2 separate regions of the Homo sapiens genome follow, and region 2 is linked to region 1. A link is a contact called in ENCODE Hi-C or POLR2A ChIA-PET data. All regions are on one chromosome and are shown on one strand. The core of a region is the stretch at or near the end of the contact, and the rest is flanking DNA. Distances in the headings are between cores, read along the strand shown.

Region 1 (5,470 bases), core at 2,563-5,062:
CCAGTGCAGTCATGGAGCCTCCATTACCTGGGAGGCAGCCTCCAAGCAGCATGCAGCCTTGTCAGAAACTGCACCGCCAAGGGTGAGAATGGCATTAGAAGCAAAGAGGTAAATTCTAAACTGTTACTTTATACAGAAGAGAGTTGGGGAGGCTATCAGAACCTAAAAACAGCACTGAATTTGAATGCTTACAAAAACACCGCCAAAGGGCTAAAAAACCTCCACTTCATTTCAAAAGAAGACTGGAGACAGGTTTCCCCCCCATTTTAGTAAGAAATTAAGATGAAGACAAAAATAATGTTAGGTCGGTCAGATGAAATGTGGCATCAGACTGGGTTTTCCAGAAATGCATGCCACATGAGCCTGCAGGAGCCAGAGTAGCTCTGCAAGAAAATTAACTGACTGTCTGCCTCTGTGCAGAAGATTGGAGAAGGGCCTGACCCAGCGGAAGAAGGAATGATCACGGCCTCAGGACCACACAGTGTCTGCCTCTCTTGGAAAGGCCCACATTTGGCCGCTCCATTCTCCACTGACTGATCTATACTTCCTCAGGAATCAGCTCTGAGAGCCCCCTGGGGATGCTCTGCCAGCTGCAGCTCACCCTTCCCCACACTCAGCCACCCCTCCCCAAGGTCCCTCTGTGGAGGGAAAAAGGCTTTGCCTCTCCTAGAGGGAACATCACCAAGGCAGATGGAATAGCTCATAACAAGGTCCATGTGCAACCCCTCACCTTTGTGTGTGTGAACATAGGGCAGAGGTAGGAGGAGAGGGGAGGGATAAAGGAAGACAAGACTCTCCTTGCCCTAGAACCAGATATTTGCTAAATCTAGACCTGAAGGTAAAATTACTTTGCTCCTATCAGAGGACGTAGTTAGAGGGTGGGAAGAGGGGAGGGCCACCCTTCTTCTCCCCCCACACCCTTGCTTCTCCCATTTCCCTTAATTCTACCGGTTCCCTCTGTGACAACACTCCTGGGTGACAGGCTCTGGATCCCATCCCCACCCCAGAGAATCCCACACCCAGTCTAGGCCAGGTGCCTGTTCTACTCTGGTGCAGGCTGCTTTAGCCACTGTTGGGGAAGGGAAAAGCTGGGCGTGTGGAGAGTGAGGGTTGGGGGCTTGCAAGGGGTCCTGGCAAGTGAGAAGACCAGTGGGCTCAGAGGGAATTAGAATTCCGTGATATATTCCAAGGAAACTCAGGCCTAGGATCTAAATGGAGAATGGAATGCAGCCAGGGGCTGGGAAGTATGAACTGGAATCTTTGCCTTCAATTTGCACATGATAACAATGCCCCTGAGACTAACATCTGGATAACAGAGCACTTGTACACACAGCATCTTGTTTGACTCTTATACCCACCTGGTAACATATAATTATGATCTCAATTTTACAGACCAGGAAAGCTAGCCCTAGGGAAGTGAAATGACTTTCCCCAAAGAAGCAGCAATAAGTGGGCTTTGAGTCTTCTGATCCCAGAGTATGTTGATGATAAAATAACTCATGAACTTTAGCAATTATTTCAGAATTCTCATGCTGCGGAATTAACAAAATAAAAAGAAAATAAAGAATATATAAGAAAAAAAGATGTACCTATGTAAAAGCAACCCCACTTACATCCCCTAGTGTGAACTCCTAATCCTTGGGCCTAAAAATTGTGGAACTCGGTATGATAATGGACATGATGAATTGTGTCTGATTAATAAATTTCTTACAAGTTTTATTTATTATAACCTAAAAAAATCTATACACATGATATTTTCACACGTCATGTTCTTCATGGTATCTGCTTACAATAGTTGCATATTCTCTAAGGGACTGCAGTATTCAATTATTTTATTAGGTTCATAATACTTCACAAGATAAAGCATAAAGCAAATATAAAGAGATGGTTTTTGCTCCAAATTGATGCTGAATTCTAAATAAGGACGATAGTATGTGACAAATTAATATCTTTATAATTTGGCTTGTAAGATACAATTCCCAAAAGTGAGGCTCTTACCACACACAAAAATATGGAGACGGGAGGGAGGAACCCGACTTAATTTAGGTACACTGCCACCAGGTGGAGGCAGAGTGCCACGGACTGTGAAGTCCAAAACAATAGGTGGAGGATTTGTTAAAATTACAGACTGTAGCTCTGGGTTCAAACCCTACAGACTTGTAATCACAAACGTTTCCATTTTTTATGTATTAGAAACATTTACTGGAAAATAAAATTCAAGCTAGCGATATACAAACATTTAAAATAGCTCTTTAGAAGGACTTTACAAACTAAAACTATAGTTATACATCTTTCCCTTCAATCTCTTAAGGTTCTTTTTCTCACAAACACCTTCAAAGAAGGTGACTATTGATCCCTCCTAATGTTGTTTTAGTGTGAAACCCCTAAGATATCTGGAATGGGTTTGGTGAAAACTTCCAAAGCTCCATTTCAAGCTCTGACCTCTTAGTCTCTCCTTCTCTCAGCCAGTATAAGAAATAGCGGTGAAGGGAATTGGAAGGATAGTGGTGGTGAAGGCTATGGAGGGAGACCGACTGTCCCAGTTTACCCAACACTGCCCCAGTGTTAGCACTGAAAGTCCCACACCCAGGGGCACCCCTACTCCCAAGCAGACCAAAAGAAAAATATAGGCTTTCATTTCAGACTTGCTGCTCTAAGACCTTCATCTCTTCCCAATAGAAAAAAGCCAAATACTCCCCTATCTGATGAACCCCTCGAATCTCATGTATAAAAACCCTCCTTCGGTGTGAGTCTTTGCTGTGAGGTTAAGATTGTGCTTTGTATTTTAGGTGGAGGCAGGTATGATGTGTAGTAGATACACAAATGTATAGAGGCTGGTGAAGTTGCAGCGGGGAGCAGGTAGACCAGCTGTTTCAGGTAAACAGACAGGTCCTCAAGGAAGTCCCTCAGTTTATCATGCCAACCTCTTTGGACACCTTGAGGCCTCTGATGAGGCTGCTGGTGGCAGGGAAGCAGGAGAGAATCTGCTCCAGCTGACACAGGATGTGACTCTGGAACAGAGGCTGGAGGCTCCTGGAAGGGATATATTTAGCCCAGCTCTGTTAATAGCTGACCCCTTGGATTGCCTCAGGAATGTAGCAGGCAGAGTTCTTCATGGTGAAATAAGACGTACAGGCTTACAACTTGAAAAGAAAACTCTTCAAGGAATGACCTTACAAAGAATGACTCCACAGGGACCAGATGAAAATGTTAATGTTATTTTGTGCATTGCTTTCCTGAGCACTTTATATCCATTATATTCATTTCCTGTATTCTTTCATGTAATTGGTACAACCATAATTTAGCTTTTCTTCAGGGCAAGAGTTCTTTGTCAAGTTCATGTTCTCGGGCAGAGTCCTAACAAATCCTGCAGGTATACTACACCTGGTACCTGCCGACGCCTATTGAGGAGGAAAGCCACAGGATGTGGTAACATTCTCAAAAACAGAGATCTAGTTAGAATTACCTCCAAATCCTGCAAAGAATGAAACGGAGATGCTGACCATGGGAGCAATGTCCCACTGGGATGGCAGGGAGATCTCACGTGGTGCCTACCAGGGAGGGGGGTGGGGGGCGGAGTTGGGGGCGGGGGGAGCACGGGAGTTCCGAGTGCTGAAGACTGCAATGGGAACAGACAAGGAACAAGGCGACACAATGGCACAAACAATGCTAGAACAAGACATTTATTTATTGAATCTGAAGCAGGAGAACTGAAGACAGCTGAGAAATATGGTTGAGTTCCTAACTCGACAATGAATAAGCAGACTGTAATTTACAATTGCATGGGTGTTAGGCTGCCATGTGTTATGTAAATAGCTGTGGGTCCCTTTAAGAACAGAAATCCAGTGAGGACAAGGCCCTTTTGTGATACAGACTGGCTCTCCTGACTCAGACCTATCTTGTTTTGCAGGGAATAAAAGGAAGCCCACTTGGATAGAGCTGCCAGATAAACTAGAGGACACCCAGTTAAGTTTAAATGTCAGGTAAACAACAAACAAAATATATTTTTAATATAAGTGGGTCCCAAATATTGCATAGGACCTACTTATACTAAACATGTTATGTGTTGTTTATCTGAAATTCAAATTTAACTGGGCATCCTATTTGCCAAATCTGTAACCCTACACCTGGGATCAAAAAGGAAAAGATAATGAGAGGGGAAGGGAAGCATTGCCATTAAGGCAAAGGAACAGGCACTTGGAGCAACATCAGAAATGCCCAAGAATAGAGGAGAAGCTCAAACAGTCAGAGAGCGTAGGGGCATGGAGAAGAAATGCTGGCCTCAGTAGCAAAAGCTCCCAAGAACCCCTCCAAATAGCTTCAAAGTTTTTCAGCTCACCTTGTTCCTGTTTGAGTGAATGGCCAGGTATTGAAAATTATTTTATTGGCCTTGTTGGGGCATATAACATTCTTTTTTAAATAGTAGAAGGCTGGACTTTCAAACTTAACTGGGCATTCCTGGCAAAATTCGTCTGATTAAAGACCCACTCAAATGAAGTCAAAGTGGGCTGGCTGGTGGGCTGGGAGAGGGTAGAGAGGTGGAGTTATAAATCCAGAAGGATGAAGAGAACAGGAGGGGATGTAGAAAGCAGACCCTGATGGAATTCTGGAAGTGGGAGAGCAGATAGGTGGAAAGGAGACCACCACTCTCCAAGGAGAGCCTACCGAGCTGGCAGGGACTTGAGCTCAGAGGGGCCAGGCACCCAGATGAAAGGAGAGTGGCATTTATCTTGAGGTCCTTGTGCTAAAGAGTAGAAACCAGCAGCCCCCACTCCCTTCACCAGTGGCCGACTGTGAGTCCCTTGGTGAGGAGACTAGAGAGTTGTTCTCTGCAGAAACTGGAAGGTAGAGAGGCTTCAGTCTTGGGAACTCCAGGTATAGCAGAGCACAGAAGCAAGTCAGGTGGGCTGAAAACATTAGGAGCGATGGGATTGAACACGGGCAACTTCCTCTGCCCTGAACACACACTGAAGGCTCCAGCCCAGCCCCAGGCAGGGGAGAGGAAGGTTCCTCCCCAGAGAAAGGGAATGGCTGCAGAGAAGGAGCTGGAACTCCAGCTATAGCAGAGCACAGAAGCAAATCGGATGAGCTGAAAGAGTAGGAGCGATGGGATGGAACACAGGCAACTTCCTCTGCCCTGAATACACACTGAGGGCTCCAGCTCCGCCCCAGGCAGGGGAGAGGAAGGTTCCTCCCCAGAGAAAGAAAATGCCCACAGAGAAGGGGCTTCCACATATCGCCCTCACCCCAATACACAAAAATAACTCACAGAGCTTCCAATCAGTTTATTTCTGCCACAATCTTAAATATAAACAAACAACCAAGGATCATCAGCCATTGGAGGGAACTTCCCACCCTCCTCTAGAAGCCCCCCAACCAAAGGACCAAAAGAAGAAAAAAAAGTAAATGAATAGATGAAAGTGTCAGATACAGAGGGTGGACTTTAAAACTTCTACTTAATAACCCCAAA
Region 2 (5,842 bases), core at 231-2,730, 360 kb after region 1:
TTCCTGGAACTCTCTTTTATGTTGTTGTTTTTATTTTTCAGAGGCAGGATCTCACTTTGTTATCCAGGCTGGTCTCAAACTCCTGGCCTCAAGCTATCCTCCCATTTTTGCCTCCCCCACATGCTGGGATTATAGGCATGACCCACCACGCCCAGCTCCTAGAACTCTGAGAGGCCAGTCTCTCTCTTCATCTCAGAAACCTTTTAAATATTTTCGCTCACATCTCTCTTCTGTTACATCCTTCACCTCCGTTCTGGATTTTTACTATCTCCTTGTAATCTTGCTCTGTGCTTTCAGATGTCTTTCTCTGACACTAATTCAGACATCAACAGTGACCACTTTCTCCTTCGATTTATCTCTTGAAAGCTCTGGTTCAAAATCATCCTTTTTTGGTTCCAGAGAATCAGTTTTATTGTGCTGCACTTATGTCTCCTTTTCTTATTCTTTGGTTCAAGTTATCTATGTCAGCAGCTATTTCTGTACTGAGGGTTCTGCTTGTAATTCTCCCTGGCTACTGGACTCCATTAGGAATCTTCTTTTCCTTTGTTTGATCACTGGGGCTCTGTTCCAGATACTGAGGTACCTTAAGAGACAGCATTCGCAGCCTGATAGAAGGAACAGCAGTATCAGCCTCCCAGGCTCAAGCTTAGCAGCATGTGGGTTGCCAGTCCTCTGGCAAGGGACTTGAAGGAAGCCTCTCTGCCCCCTTTCTAGTCTCCTCACCTCTCTCAGACACCTTCATAGCAGTGAAGGCAACTCAACCCATCTGGTCAGCTCTTCAAGAAGCAGGGAGACCCACACATTCACGAGGACCTTGCCCCGGATCCCCTCCTTAGGCTTATGATATGGTTCCCAGGCAGGAAGACAATCTTGCCCCAGCTCTCTGACAGGATTCTGCTGTGGCCCGAAGCCTCATTCACATCCCAGGCCTTATCTTCCCCCGGCAAGCCCCAGCAGCTGCTTTTCTCAGGAGAGGCAAATGGGTTAAACTGCAAGTAGAAAAAAGTTCAAGCTGCTATCATTCCAGAACCCCCAGTTCCTCATGTCTCGGAACTTCTTGATGTCTTTATTTTTGCATTCTAAAGTGCTTAATAAACATCACTGAATACATGCTACCACCCCTACCTCAAATCCTGTCTGGTGCAGGTTCAATCAATCATGATGCCTTTGGAAGCTAACTCAAACTGGCTTAAATAAAGAGGGTTTTTTGTTTGGTTGGTTTTGTTTTGTTTTTAAATCTCACACAAAAGGAAGTTCCAAGGTAGAGTGGGGCCTCAGGAAGAGCTGACTGGGCTGCTTGGTAATGTTATGAAGATGCAGTGTTTTTCCTTCTCTCTGCTCCACCATCCTTGATGTTGGCTTCATCCTCAGGCTGTTACCAAGTTGCCCACTGCAACTGCAGGCAGCTCACTCAGGCATGGTAACATCCAGAGAAGGAACAGTAGACATCATGCGGGAGACAGCCCTCTTATCTCACTGGCCAAAATTAGGTGACATGACCATTCCTAAACTTGGCAAGGGTAATGAGATTAACCACAGACCAAGGACCCTAACCACATGTCTGTTAGAGGAGAAGATACTTAAAATCAGGGGACACCTGCTCGCAAGCTAAATGTTCCAGTTCAGTAAGCAGTTTTTCACATGAAAACCAGAACAGTTGACATTCGAGTGTTCACCATATGCAAGGTGCCTTACATACATTCTCCTTTAATCCACATCATAGTCCCCTGAGGTGGCTAAAACTATTATCCCTGTTTCACAGATGAGGTACCTACAGCTTAGCTTTTACAAGGTCACACGGCTAATGGACCATCATTTCCCTCTTTATAGATTCTGTGTCCATGAATGCAGCCTACCATTGCAGTCAGCAACAGAAAATGTCCTTTACATATTAACTCCCTTGGACCCCATGTGAGAGCTATAATTAGGTATTGTACTTTAAGACACTGTCTTTTCATGTTATGGAGCTTGGTAACCAGCTATAAGTGCAAATCATTCATGGCAGACCACTAGCTGTGCCCTCCCTGCTGCCGCTGAGACTGTGCAGAGGCATGTGGCTATGCTGTGGAGTTTCACCTTTGATTATACAACATGCCCAGGAATCCTTTTTATAAAACAAGCCTTAAGATCTTAATATGGGGCCGGGCACAGTGTCTCACGCCTGTAATCCCAGCACTTTGGAAGGCCCAGGCAGGTGGATCACAAGGTCAGGAGTTCAAGACCAGCCTGGCCAAGATAGTGAAACCCCCGTCTCTACTAAAAATACAAAAATTAGCCGGGCATGGTGGTGCAGGCCTGTAGTCCCAGCTACTTGGGAGGCTGAGGCAGGAAAATCGGTTGAACCCAGGAGGTGAAGGTTGCAGTGAGCTGAGATCACACCACTGCACTCCAGCTTGGACAAAAGAGTGAGACTTTGTCTCAAAAAAAAAAAAAAAAAAAAAAATCTTAATATGGAACAGCCAAGCCTTACATATGAAACACTCGACTTACACATTTATTTTGTAGATTTCCCTAGGAACTAACATTTATCTAGGAAATCAAGTAAGTATTTTCTACTCCCTTCTACATATGAAACTCTTTGCATTGGTGGCTCTGCAGTGAGTGTGTGTGTGTGTGTGTGTGTGTGTGTGTGTGTATCAGTGGTTTTCCCATTATAAAACATTTGAGGCAGAAGGTATCTGAAGTTCTATTCAACCCTTCTTCTGTCCTCCCACCCTTAAGATAACCACGTTAACTGTGTAGTGTATTTCTATAGACTCTTTTGCAGCGCATTTTTTATTTAAAGTTTTTATTATGGAAATATTCAAATACACATAAAAGTAGAGAAGAATACAATGAAACCCAACATGCCCATCACCCAACTTCAACAATCAACATTGGCAATGCATTGTAACATAGTTGACATCCTAATATATTTAGTGATTTTAAAAATTATTTATTACGAAAAGAATCCGGTTCATTAAAAATTCAAGCAGTGCAGAAGAGTGAAGTAAAAAATAAAAATCTTCTTACTCTCCCAAGGCCCTTAATCCCAGTGCTCAGAAATAACTTAACAGCTTTTAATGTATCAATCTAGAGATTTTCTCTGAATAAATTATACATTTTTACAAATGTAAAAAATTTTCACACAAGAAATCAGACCATACATATATATTAATACTTGCTTCTTCCACTTAGTACTTCTTGGACTTCTTTAGAAGCAAATACCTGCAGGTAGCCTGCATTCTTCAATGGTTGCAGAGTGTTTCACTGGAAAGCAAACTTAACCCAGGAACGAAGGGAGGGCGACAGCTAGTTGGCTTGTAAGTAGACTCTATCTCAAAAGCCAGAGGCTTACAAAGTGGATTGTGTACACAGTAGGGAGTGCAAAATGCCTACTGGAATGTGGGAAGAAATATGATCTCCGTTCATTTTTCTCTTATCCCTCAAAATTGTGGCATACTTTAAAACATCATCATAGTGCAGTAACACAGTCATATTATTTATACATATTTCCATATTAGGAGTGTGTACTCAAGATTTTTAAGTGTAAGATACAAGATCAAAAAACTTGGAGACAAGCTGGATGCGATGGTTCATGCCCTTTGGGAGGCCAAGGTGGGAGGATCACTTGAGGCCAGGAGTTTGAGATCAGCCTGGGCAAAACAGCAAGACACCCGTTTCTACAAATTTTTTTAATTTTAGCTGGGCGTGGTGGCATGTGCCTGTAATCCCAACTGTGGGAGGTTTGCTTGAGCCCAGAGGGTGTAGGCTCCAGTGGGCTATGATGGTGCCACTGCACTCCAGCCTGGTCTACAGAAAACCTATTTCAAAAAAAAAAAAAAAAAGTTGGAGACCACTGTGCAAAGCAATTCTGATGAGTGCCACAGAGAGCAGAGTTGCTTGTAAGGGTGAGGGAGTAGGCTAACCAGCCTGTCCTGAGAACCTCTGCAACCCCATTGTCAGTGCCAAGTGTCATAACAGATGTGGAAGTCCCAGCCCAGTGAGAATTCCTTAGGTAAGGAGAACCTGTCCCCAGCAGGGCACACTACAGTACCAGCTATCCAAGAAGTAACACCCAGCGTGTTCTGCAGAACTCAAGACTCTTTAGGGGAGAAAACAGCAGAAGAGTTTACTAGTTTGGGAGCACTGCATATTATAAGATGCTTTTACAGATCACAATCAGTGCTAGCATACTAGAGGCTCTCAGAAATACCTCATTTTTTAAAAAATCAATCAACAGAACAAAATAAAAACCCGTGTAACTCTGCATTTCCATTTGACCCTGGAATTTATACCTCCTGTTTTTTCCTGAATATTTGTCTAAAAACCTGTTATTAAAAAAAAAAAAAAAATACTAGATTTCTGTGAAAAAACAGAAAATGTTAATCTGGAAGTTTACTGCAGGAAAATACCTTCAAAACGTTTAACTTCCACCTTTCACTATGAAATAGCCAAATAAACATTACATCAATGATTTAGCTAAAGAAAACATTCATCCACAAACACAAATCTAGAGTCTCCCATTTTATTTCTAATTTGAGCTTTCTGAATACATTTCTTCTCCTATCAGGAGTTGTTACTTACATGCCCCAAAGCTAAGTTATGCCTTTCCCATTTTTGCAAAACATGGTCGGTATGTTTCATATTCTATAAATACAGTGCATATTAGATTTTGAAAGAAAATTTATCTCCAGGTATGACGGAAGGAGGTTGTGCTGCCACAGGATTTAGAATGAGATATGTTAAAAGTTAAAAATACAGCTGTTGGTAATGTGTTGTAATGAAACTAACTTTTGTGCCTATCTTGTGAAATCAGCTTCATTGCCTATTTACAAAGCACACAACAAAACAAATGTTTATTGAACACCTACTATAGCCAAGCTCAAGGAAATGGAGATTAATAAAGCCCAGTCCTGCAGAGGAATCGAGGGAAAGGGCAATCCAGGGAATAGGAAAAGCACATCCAGAGTCATGAAAATAGCAAAGAACATGACGACAGTCAACTGCCCCATGGTTACATCATTTCTAAAAGCTTGTGACAGCAGCTTGGACTAGTTAGAGCAAACTTTTACCGAAACTCCAAAACTCAGGTCCAGCTTTTCTCCTCTGGGAAGTCATCTTGGCTCTTCCCACTACCTACCTACCATGCTCGATATGCACTTCCTCTGAGCTACCAGGGCATCCTGTGTTTGTAGAGTTTCCAACACAAACCCCTCTGTACTGTAACTGCTGGTTTCTTTCCTTCCGCTAGACCCTCAGCTCCCTGAAGGCACAGACTGCAGTCCTTTGGGGGCTGTGAAAAATTGCAGCAGGTTGATAAGTGAATGGGAGCTGAAGTAGCCACTGAGTGTAAATGATTCTCTCGAAAGTTTGGCTTAGATGAGGCAGGATTATATTGTAATATGGTGTGTGCTATGAGAGAAAGATGTATAAAATTCCAGGGCACAGCAGGTCACATGGACACCTCATTCATCCTGGTAGGAGGCTAGGTGTCTTAATCCTAAATTTATGATAGTCATGATACAGACGCCCAGGTCTGAAAAGCGAAGCGCCTTTCACAACTCCCAGATTGTTGGGCCAATATCCTAAGGAGAATAACCAAGTATGACACCTGCCAAAGTACAAGCCAGCTCTTCAGCAAATGAATGCAATGCAAAGCAAAAAATGAAAAAACATTTAAAAAAATAAAGGAATCTGAATGACTAGGCTGACATACCTTTCCCCAAAGAAAAATCAGCTATCAGTGCCCAGTATATAACCAATCGACATTATTAAAAATTCTATGTAATCTATTTAAACTCTCTTCATCCATCATATTTTGACTCAAGCATCACTTTCATAAGGAATTCTCTGACCTTCC

What was found. Hi-C counts contacts between places; a loop is a spot of excess contacts on that map. ChIA-PET counts read pairs that join two places held with the same protein, here RNA polymerase II (POLR2A). Pooled maps may share reads with other maps.
Region 2: a pooled map shows a loop between it and region 1 (3-fold over the local background). The contact joins two enhancer-like sites. A Hi-C loop is called at or near these places in 1 of 37 single-sample maps with no recorded cell type and 3 of 50 pooled maps. POLR2A ChIA-PET finds 5 or more read pairs at or near these places in 2 of 52 experiments (MCF 10A and activated CD4-positive, alpha-beta T cell).

What each region holds. Positions count from the first base shown.
Region 1 is chr15:58,225,844-58,231,313 of GRCh38, forward strand. It overlaps LOC124903499 (a long non-coding RNA gene), which reads left to right and starts at 19. Exons shown (of 3, transcript XR_007064653.1): 1 at 19-108. Within about 2 kb of position 3,813, at least 3 of the 41 ENCODE cell types and tissues checked have a DNase peak (open chromatin) inside an H3K27ac peak, as active enhancers do.
Region 2 is chr15:58,584,316-58,590,157 of GRCh38, forward strand. ADAM10 (ADAM metallopeptidase domain 10) reads right to left here. Exons shown (of 16, transcript NM_001110.4): 16 at 4,494-5,842. Among named protein-coding and RNA genes, the nearest start is that of LIPC-AS1, 89 kb to the left of the region's middle. RefSeq lists enhancers at 1,150-1,229, 1,540-1,589, 1,630-1,859. Within about 2 kb of position 1,481, at least 2 of the 41 ENCODE cell types and tissues checked have a DNase peak (open chromatin) inside an H3K27ac peak, as active enhancers do.